Regions from separate parts of the Homo sapiens genome. Here region 2 is linked to region 1. Evidence: read pairs that join two places in POLR2A ChIA-PET (ENCODE). Cell type or tissue: OCI-LY7. All regions are shown on one strand. Region 1 has its middle 57 kb from the start of LINC02890. Region 2 holds the start of LOC107984888 (a long non-coding RNA gene).

What was found. Peaks named below come from ENCODE experiments on the same cell type or tissue, not always from the same donor. Only the 100,000 strongest peaks of a DNase experiment are listed, where the experiment ranks them.
Region 2: POLR2A ChIA-PET joins it to region 1 with 6 read pairs; 1 of 35 experiments calls an interaction of 5 or more read pairs at or near these places.

Annotation. Positions count from the first base shown.
Region 1 is chr16:22,667,637-22,672,636 of GRCh38, forward strand. No RefSeq gene overlaps it. Among named protein-coding and RNA genes, the nearest start is that of LINC02890, 57 kb to the left of the region's middle. In OCI-LY7, no CTCF peak of the experiment used is centred here; a DNase peak (open chromatin) is centred at 3,105.
Region 2 is chr16:21,113,399-21,118,398 of GRCh38, forward strand. It overlaps DNAH3 (dynein axonemal heavy chain 3), which reads right to left. Exons shown (of 62, transcript NM_001347886.2): 12 at 3,805-3,941. It overlaps LOC107984888 (a long non-coding RNA gene), which reads left to right and starts at 3,033. Exons shown (of 2, transcript XR_007065020.1): 1 at 3,033-3,139; 2 at 3,811-5,000. RefSeq lists an enhancer at 3,144-3,243. In OCI-LY7, no CTCF peak of the experiment used is centred here; a DNase peak (open chromatin) is centred at 3,053; H3K4me3 peaks cover 1,252 bases; H3K27ac peaks cover 740 bases.

The DNA of each region.
Region 1 (5,000 bases):
GGGTTATTTCTAAGAAATGTTTGCCTAGCTCAAAGTCACAGGAGTTTTCCTCCCAGCCCAAGGTCACACAAGTTTTCCTCCTATGTTTTCTTCTATATGTTTTATAGTTTTAGCTCTTATATTTAGGTTTCTGATCCATTTTGAGTATTTTGAGTTAATTTTTGTGTGTGAGGTAAGGGCCTAAGTTCTTTTTTTTTTTTTTTTTTGACAGGGTCTTGCTCTGTTGCCCAGGCTGGCGTGCAGTGGTGCAATCATAGCTCACTGCAGCCTCAGACTTCTGGGCTTAAGCAATCCTCCTGCCTCAGCCTCTCCTGAGTAGCTGGTACTACAGATGTGCAACACCACCATGCTCAGCTAATTAAAAAAAATGTTTTTTAGAGATCTTTTTAGGTCTTGCTATGTTGCTCAGGCTGGTCTTGAACTCTTGGCCTCAAGCGATCCTCCCGCCTCAGCAGCATATATGTATCCAACTGTTCTAACACCATGTGTTGAAGATTGTCCTTTTCTTCTTGAATTACATTGTCCACTTGTTGAAAGTCATTTGATCATTTGTGTGTGGATTTATTTCTAGGCTCTTTTAGTTTCCTTTTGAGGAATAAGCTCTTTTCTATTTGATGCAGATTCATAGGACAGTAATAGGAGAATTGATCTGGGATTCTCTGAGGCTTTCAACCTAGGATTTGAATCTCGAGCAGAGAGAAAGACTTTGGTTATAATAGTGGTTTCGTAGCCACAAAACTATCAATGGTAACAGCTAGCACCCATATGGCTCTAAGTGCCCAGCACTCATGCAAAACACTTTAATTATATTAATTCATTTAACACTTATAATAAAACCATCAGACACATACTATCATTGTCCCCATTTCTCAGAGGGGAAAACCAAGGCATGCAGAACCTAAGTAACTTGCCAACCTCAAAATTAGTAAGTAGCAGGGCCAGGATTTGAACCCAGGAAGTCTGGCTCCAGAGCCCATGCCTTATTTTTTTAGAGACAGGGGTCTCAGTATGTTGCCCAGGTTGATCTTGAACTCCTGGGCTCAAGCGATCCTCCTGCCTCAGCTTCTTAAATAGCTGGGATTATGGGTGAGCCACTATACCCAGTGTGAGCCTATGCTTTTAAACATCAGGCTATCCTGTGTTGGTTATGATTCCTCTTTTCTACCCTCTGGGGATGCCTTAGTTCCTGTCTTCTTCCAGGCTTGGCCATAGTATAAGCCCATCTTAGAGGATCTGGTCCCAATTTCCTCCCAGGAAATGGTACAGGAGTTGCTGAAGGGGTTTACTTCCTGGGGTAACATTGTCAGATGTACGTTTAAAAAACAACTGTGATTTCCACCACAAAGTGATATTTTCTTCAATAGTGTGTGAGTTTGCTAGGGTTGCCGTAATGAAATTCCACAGGCTGTGTAGCGGAAAGAACAGAAATTTACATCTCACAGTTCTGGAGGCTGGAAGTCCAAGATCAAGATGTTGGCAAGTTTGCTTTCTCTTGAGGCCTCTCTCCCTGGGTTGCAGGCGGCACCTTCTTGCTACATCCTTACATGCCCTTTTCTCTGTGCACACCCATCCCTGGTGTCTCTTCCTCTTCTTATTAGGACACCAATCCTATTGGATTAGGCCCCACCCTTATGACTTCATTTAACCTTAATTACCCCTTTGCAGGCCATATCTCACATTGGGGGTTAGGATTTCAGCATATGAATGAGGGGCAATAATTTAGTCTATAACAAATAGCTACAATTTGATGGAACATTTATTATCTCCTGTCTGTGCTAAGTAATTCCCATGCAGTCTTTCATTTCATCCCATACTAGCTTTGCAACCTTAGACAACTAACAACCTCTCTGTGCTGAGTTTCCTCATCTGCAAAATGGGGACACAAATAGTACCTGCCTTATAGTGTTGTTACGAGTATTACGAGTATTAAATCAACGAATATGTGTAAAGCACCTAGAACAGTGTCTGGTGCAGAGAGTTTGTTAAATAAATAAACCCGCGCTGTGAAGTTGGTAGAATTCACATCCAAAGATAAGCAAACCAAGCTCCTCTGAGGATATGAAGCAAGCACTTTGTCCAAGGTCAACTGGCAGAAACATGTTTAAATTCAGTGCTGTGGGCAAGGTGCGGTGGCTTACACCTGTAATCCCAGCACTTTGGGAAGCTGAGGTGGGCAGATCACCTGAGGCCAGGAGTTCGAGACCAACCTGGCTGACATGGTGAAATCCCGTCTCTACTAAAAATACAAAAATTAGCCAGGTGTGGTGGCGGATACCTGTAATCCCAGCTACATGGGATGCTGAGGCAAGAGAATCTCTTGAACTTGGGAGTTGGAGGTTGCAGTGAGACGAGGTCGTGCTACTGCCCTCCAGCCTAGGCAACAGAGCAAGACTCCGTCTCAAAAAAAAAATCACTGTCATCCTGGATCCTTGTAATGGGCTCAGGAACTGGCCCCAGAGTCCTGGTAGATTCTAGCGTGCGTCTCCAGGGAAGGAGAGACTGACCAATCTTACATTTGGAGAGCAGGACTTAAGAAAAAGCAATCACCAACGGCCATTCTGCCCAAGCAGAACTCGCACTCTGATCCACTGCAATCCACTGCCTCGAGTGATCGGTAGGGAATTTTTCAGGTGAGGAAGCGGGAATACAGCAGAGAAATCTATGCCATGCTTTGGGAGAAAGAGCAGGAATTCCATGTGACTGAAGCGGCAGGTGGCTGGGGGGATAGGGCAGTGGGGAGGCAGGGGCTTGGAAAGTGGGGAAGCTGAGCCACAGTTGTGCACATTGGGACTTGTCTGTCCTGTCTGCCCTTTGTGTTGTAGGCCACAAGGATGCACTGGAGAGTTTTATGCAGGATCACTGACTGCATCAGTATCAAGCCACAAAAATGGATTCTGGCCAACTTAAGCCAAAAAAACAAAAGCTAAAATAGAAAGAAAGCTCTTTTGAAAAGGCTGCCTCAAAGATCTAGGCAACAGGAACTAACTGAAAACCCATTAAGGTACCTTACCACGTTTCTCCGGAATGGGGCCTGGGGGGCACCTCCAGGCCTATTCTAGGGAGAGCTAATCTGATTGGTTTAGCCTGGGTCACATGACCATGCCTGGGCAGGCAGAGAGCCTCTTGATTGACAGTCCCACCCGACAGTTTTGAATGAGGGAGGGAGGTTCCCCAGCGTGAGGGTGGGTGCTGTTGCCTGAGGAAGGGGAGTTGTTTAAAACAAGAGGAGAAGCTGCAAGTAGACTACTAGTAACGAGAGAGCAGACCTGAGAAGCAAACCAGAAAAAGGGACTTCTATTAATTTGTCACCAGGACACACTGCCGTTTCATGTGCAATGCAGCTGTGCTTCAAATCGGCCCCCTGTGTAATTTCAAGGATAAATATAGAGCTTTTTCAATAGTTAAAAAAAATCTAATGGCAAGAACTAGATACATTTCTGTGCGTTTTATGAAGAAATTTACTATTTTTTTGAGTAGAGAATACTTGAGTAATATATTCATGTAGTTCAGAACTCAACATGATGCAAAAATATATACACGTGACAGTCTCATTCACATCCCATTCTCACCCTCAGGCTTATATGTAAGCACTTACTTGTTTCTTATATACCCTTCTGGTTTTTTTTTATTATTATTTATTTTTTATTCTGCTATAAGTTCAGATGAGTATGTATGAGTATATGAAAGATTTGTGCTGAATTTCCTTTCTGGATGGTGTTGGGGACCTGAGGAAGCCCAGGGGAAGTTGGAGGTCTATTTCATCAGCCTAGTAACACCTCTGGGATTCTCCCATTGACCCTAGGTCTTTTGTGGGGTCTTGGGTACACTACAGTCCTCGGCCCCCTGCTGTATTTCTGGGGGAAGGTCTCAGGCTTCCGGGCCTGGGAATAAGTACTCTTATTTCAATGGAATACTCCAGTTCTTCAGGCCTGGGGAATGTAGGAGTTCAGCTTAGTTTCCAGATTCCTCCCAGTCCTCTAGGGCAGGGGTCTGCAAACTGCAGTTGGAGGGCCAAATCCTGTCCATCACTTGTTTTTTTTTAAATAAAGTTTTATTGGAACACAGCCACAATAATTTGTTTACATATTACTTGTGGCTGCTTTTGCTTTATAGCAGCAGAGTTGAGTCATTGAGACAAAGATGGTACAGCTTTTGAAATCTAAAATATTTTTTATGTTGTTCTTTATGGAAGTTTGCCAGTCCCTGCTGTGAGAGCTGAAAAGGAAATGAGGACCTTGTTCTGGAAGTGCTTCCCAGTGGTTGGAGAAGCCCTTAGTGGCCCAAAACGAGGAGGCCATCACTGCAGAGAAGGAGCAGCTCAGTCAAAAGTCTGGGAGTCATCCTTGTCACCTCCTTTCCTTCATCCTATCCCCACCCCACATTCGATTCCATACCAATGACTCTTGATTTTTCTTCTCCAAAATATTTCTGGATTCTGTCCTCTTCTCTCCGTCTCCAGCAGCATCACTGCTTCATCTCTTGCCTGGACCACTGCAGTCACCTCCTCAGCCCCTTTCCTCCTGCTTTCACGGTGAGGCTGTTGCAATCCATTCTCCACCGAGCAACCGAAGTCATCCTTGCAAGGTGTGGATCTGAAAATCCTTCAATGGCTTCCTGTTGCACTTGGGATAGTGACCCAAAGCACAATCTGGCCTCTGCCCACTTCTCCGGAGCCCTCTTGTGTCATGCCTACCACCAGCTCTCTCTGCACTCTGGCCACACTGGTGGTGCTGGGCTCCTCCGGAACAGGGCTTTCCCACAGACTATTTCCTGTGCCCACATGCTCCCCACTCTTCCTGCTTTTCCAGTGAGCTCCTTCTCATCCTTCAGGTGTTACCTTGACCATCACTTCCTCTGACAAATCTCTCTTGACGTCTTTTACTGGGTAAATGCCCTCATTACAGGCTGCTGCAGCCCTGTGTCCCCATTCTCCTGAATCGTGTTGAAGTTGCAGTTCTACATGTATGTGTGAGTGTGTGTGTGTGTGTGTGTGTGTGTGT
Region 2 (5,000 bases), 1.6 Mb before region 1:
TTGTATCCCTCAATCCAATCAAGTTGACACTCAGTATTAACCATCACAGTTGTCTTTAATTTTATTTTATTTTATTTTTTGAGATAGACTCTCACTGTAACCCAGGCTGGAGTGCAGTGCTGTGATCTCAGCTCACTGCAATCTCCTCCTCCCAGCTTCAAGTGATTCTCTTGCCTCAGCCTCTGGAGTAGCTGGGATTAGAGGCATGTGCCACCACACCCAACTAATTTTGGTATTTTTAATAGAGACAGAATTTTGTCATGTTGGCCAGGCTGCTCTCAAATTCCTGGCCTCAAGTCATTTGCCCACCTTGGCCTCCCAAAGTGCTAGGATTACAGGCATGCATCACCAGGCCGGGCCCAATGTCTTTAATTTTAAGTGGAAATGATCATTAACACCTCATAGGATTATTGTAATGCTTAACTGTAATAAAGCACACACAAATGAATTAATGCTGTGCCTGACATACAATGAATGTGCTACAAATATTACGATAGTCCCTCCTTACCCTTGGGGATATGTTCCAAGACCCCCAGTGAATGCCTGAAACCGCAGATAGTACTGAACCCTTTATATACTGTTTTTTCCTATACACATATATGTATTTATGATAAAGTTTAATTTATAAATTAGGCACAGCAAAAGATTAACAATAACTGAAAATAAAATGGAACATATAACAATATAATGTAAAAATAAAAGTTATATGAATGTGGTCCCTTTCTCTGTTTTTCTCAAAATAGCTTGATATTTTCCAACCTTAGTTGACCTCGGGTAGCTGTAACTGCAGAAAGCAAAACCGCAGACAAAGGGGACGCCTGTGATTCCTATCCCTTCTTCAAGTCCCAAAATTCTAAGCCTAAATCTTAAGATGAAAATCTAGGACTAATTAACCTAAAATCTATTAAATAAAATCAAAATTTTCTCTGCCTGTAATCAAATGACACAAAAATGGCTGGACAGTTTCCCCAAAATTGGAGGATGTGTTTGGGATGGTCTGGTTTAAAATAAGTTTGAATTAAAATAAAGATGATAGTGAGTAAGCAGAATTAACTTTGTGGGACTCAGTGGCATGCTTCCAAGAGGTGATCAACACTTTAGAGACTCTGAAACTGAGATGCAATGAGAAATCCGTGGAACTGTCAATCCAGAAAGACAAACAACCCCATCAAAAAGTGGGCGAAGGATATGAACAGACACTTCTCAAAAGACATTTATGCAGCCAAAAGACACATGAAAAAATGCTCATCATCACTGGCCATCAGAGAAATGCAAATCAAAACCACAATGAGATACCATCTCACACCAGTTAGAATGGCGATCATTAAAAAGTCAGGAAACAACAGGTGCTGGAGAGGATGTGGAGAAATAGGAACACTTTTACACTGTTGGTGGGACTGTAAACTAGTTCAACCATTGTGGAAGACAGTGTGGTGATTCCTCAAGGATCTAGAACTAGAAATACCATTTAACCCAGTTGATCCCATTACTGGGTATATACCCAAAGGATTATAAATCATGCCGCTATAAAGACACATGCACACGTATGTTTATTGTGGCACTATTCACAATAGCAAAGACTTGGAACAAACCCAAATGTCCATCAATGATAGACTGGATTAAGAAAATGTGGCACATATACACCATGGAATACTATACAGCCATAAAAAAGGATGAGTTCATGTCCTTTGTAGGGACATGGATGAAGCTGGAAACCATCATTCTCAGCAAACTATCACAGGCACAAAAAACTGAACACCACATGTTCTCACTCATAGATGGGAATTGAACAATGAGAACACTTGGACACAGGAAGGGGAACATCACACACCGGGGCCTGTCATGGGGTTGGGGGATCGGGGAGGGATAGCATTAGGAGATATACCTAATGTAAATGACGAGTTAATGGGTGCAGCACACCAACATGACACATGTATACATATGTAACAAACCTGCACGTTGTGCACATGTAACCTAGAGCTTAAAGTGTAAAAAAAAAAAAAAAAGTAGAAAGAAAGACAAAACGTGCCAGGCAAGGTGGCTCACACCTGTAATCCCAGCACTTTGGGAGGCCGAGGTGAGTGGATCACCTAAGGTCAGGAGTTTGAAACCAGCCTGGCCAACATGGTGAAACCTTGTGTCTACTAAAAATATAAAAATCGGCTGGGCGTGGTGGCACATGCCTGTAGTCCCAACTACTTGGGAGGCTGAGGCAGGAGAATTGCCTGAACCCAGGAGATGGAGGTTGCAGTGAGCTGAGATCATGCCACTATACTCCAGCCTGGGTGACAGAGCGAGATGCCATCTCAAAAAATAATAAAATAAATAAAATAAAATAAAATAAAATAAAAATAAAATAAAATAAATAAAATAAAATAAAATAAAATAACTGTGTGTCTAAGAGTCCATGAATAGGGAAAACAGAGGTTTCAAATAGAATCTCCCAAATCAAATTCACGAGGGCAGGGCTTCCAAATATGAGGCCATGATTTTTTGACTAGGTTAGCAGTTGTTCTCAACTGGTGGGGACTTTTGGCCACACCTGAAGACATTCTTGGCTGTCACAACCAGGGGATTCCTGCCGGCATGCATAATTCCTACAAGGATTCTGCTAAACAGCCCACCACGCACAGGACAGCCCCCACAATATAATTTTCCAGTCAAAAATGTCAGTAGAGCTGCAGTCCAAAAACTCTGGGTTAGCGTGACCATATCTCTTGGTTTGCCTGGGACAGTCCAGGTTTATACCTGTTGTCCCATGGTAATTGTTAACAACACTCTTTTCACTCGTAAATTGTCTCACTTTGGAAGCTATTTACAGGATCACCCTAAACTAGTGTGATATGGTTTGGCTGTGTCCCCACCCAAATTTCATCTTGAATTGTGGTTCCCATAATCCCCACGTGTTGTGGGAAGGACTCGGTGGGAGGTAATTTAATCATGAGAGCGGTTACCCTCATGCTGTTCTCGTGACAGTGAGTTCTCACGAGATCTGATGGTTTATAAGAGGCTTTTCCCTCCCCCTTTTGCTCAGCACTTCCTCTTCCTGCTGCCACGAGAAGAAGGATGTGTTTGCTTCCCCTTTTGCCACGACCGACCGACCATAAGTTTCCTGAGGCCACCCCAGACCTGCAGAATTGTGAGTCAATTAAGCCTCTTTCTTTTGTAAATTACTCAGTCTCAAGCATGTCTTCATTAGCAGCGTGAGAACGGACTATACATAGTGACTGCTCACGTGTGCAGCTGTGAGATGTTTTACAGTGTGATGATTAAAGGACATGGCCTGTGGGTTCAGATAACTGATTCTCGATCCCCAAATCCAAAAAGTTCTGAAAACAGACAGTTGCCTCAAAATTCACTTGGTAGCAAAAGTTGGCCTGAACAGATATGAGGCTATTATGTGAATATTTATAGGTTTCCCTGCAGAAATATCAACATGTTGCCCCAGACCTCACAGAAACTGCAGGATAATATATGATATACGCATTATGTTACTTTTATATAACCCAGAAATTTTGAAGTGCCAAAACCCATCTGGCTTCACAACTATCAGATAATGGAGGTGGATCTGTAATTGAATTTGAATCCTGGCTCTACTAACTATTTGCTATGTAACACTGGGACAGTTAGAGTTTCCTCATTTGTAAAGTGGGAATAAATAGTAATACTCATGTAAGTATTGGCTATTCTTACTATGTATGTGTTCAGGTGTTTGGGAACAGGAATACCTTATTGGATGAGAGTTAAGAACACCAAATCAATCCCAAAAAGCTACATAGCTAATAAATTTATAACTCAACTTACTTGCAGGGGCCAACTTGATTTTTCTGAAATACCTTGAAAGTTTGAATCAAAAAATCAGAAACAAGTTTTTCTTCTGCGTTAACAGTTCCAAGGAGCAGATTATATCCTTTCAGCTCTGGGAACAGGACAGATTCCACCTGAAGAGTAAACACCACTTTTGCATGTTGCAAGACTTAAGAAGGGAGATGGTACCCAAATGCAAAGCCTTCTCTAATGCACTCATTTCCAGGGCTGCCAGCTGCATTTTTACTCTATTTCCTCTTAGATAGTGCTGGAATCACCCTGCTGTTTCCTCTACCTCTGTTCTCTCTCCTTTCCTTCTTGCCTGGATTACTCATCTTTCAAATCCCTGACCTTTCAAGGGTCTTGTCCTTTGAGAGTCCCCCTTGTCCTGCTCACCGCCCCACAACGCTCCAGTGGATGTTGGTTTCCCTGTTTCAGGCTCACCTTCTGAACTTTTCCTGCTTAGCACTCATCACAATTGCAATTAGATGAATGTGTAATGAGATGTTCTAGGTGTGTCATAGAATACAAATTCCATGAAGGTCTGGATCATATTTGACTTCTTCACTGTTATATCCCCAGGGCCTAGCAAAAGCTTGGCACTTGGTAAGTGCTCAAAAAATACTGGGTGAGTCAATGAATACTATCGTAGTGCTCCCCTCCTCCCCTACTACCCAGTTTTCCTCTCTAATGAAAATTCTGGAGACGTGGATTCTAATTCTGAATCTGCCACTGAGGGACAATGTGACCTTAGGTAAACTACTTCTCTCGTGGGTTTTTTTTTGTTTTGTTTTGTTTTTTTGAGACAGTCTCACTCTATGGCCCAGGCTGGAGTGCAGTGGCACGATCTGGGCTCATTGCTACCTCTGCCTCCTGGGCTCAAGCGATTCTCCTGCCTCAGCCTCCCGAGTAGCTGGGATTACAGGCATGCACCACCATACCCAGCTAATTTTTGTATTTTTAGTAGAGACAGAGCTTCACCATGTTGGCCAGGCTTGTCTCAAACCTCAAGCAATCCACCTGCCTCAGCCTCACAAAGTGCTGGGATTACAGGCATGAGGCACCACATCTGGCCTAAACTACTTCTCTGAATCCCCATTTTCTCATCTGTAAAAAAGAAGAGATGTACTAGATTCTCCTCTAAGCCCAGAGAAAACAAACGATGGCTTTATGATCATGAGGCACTGAAAGTA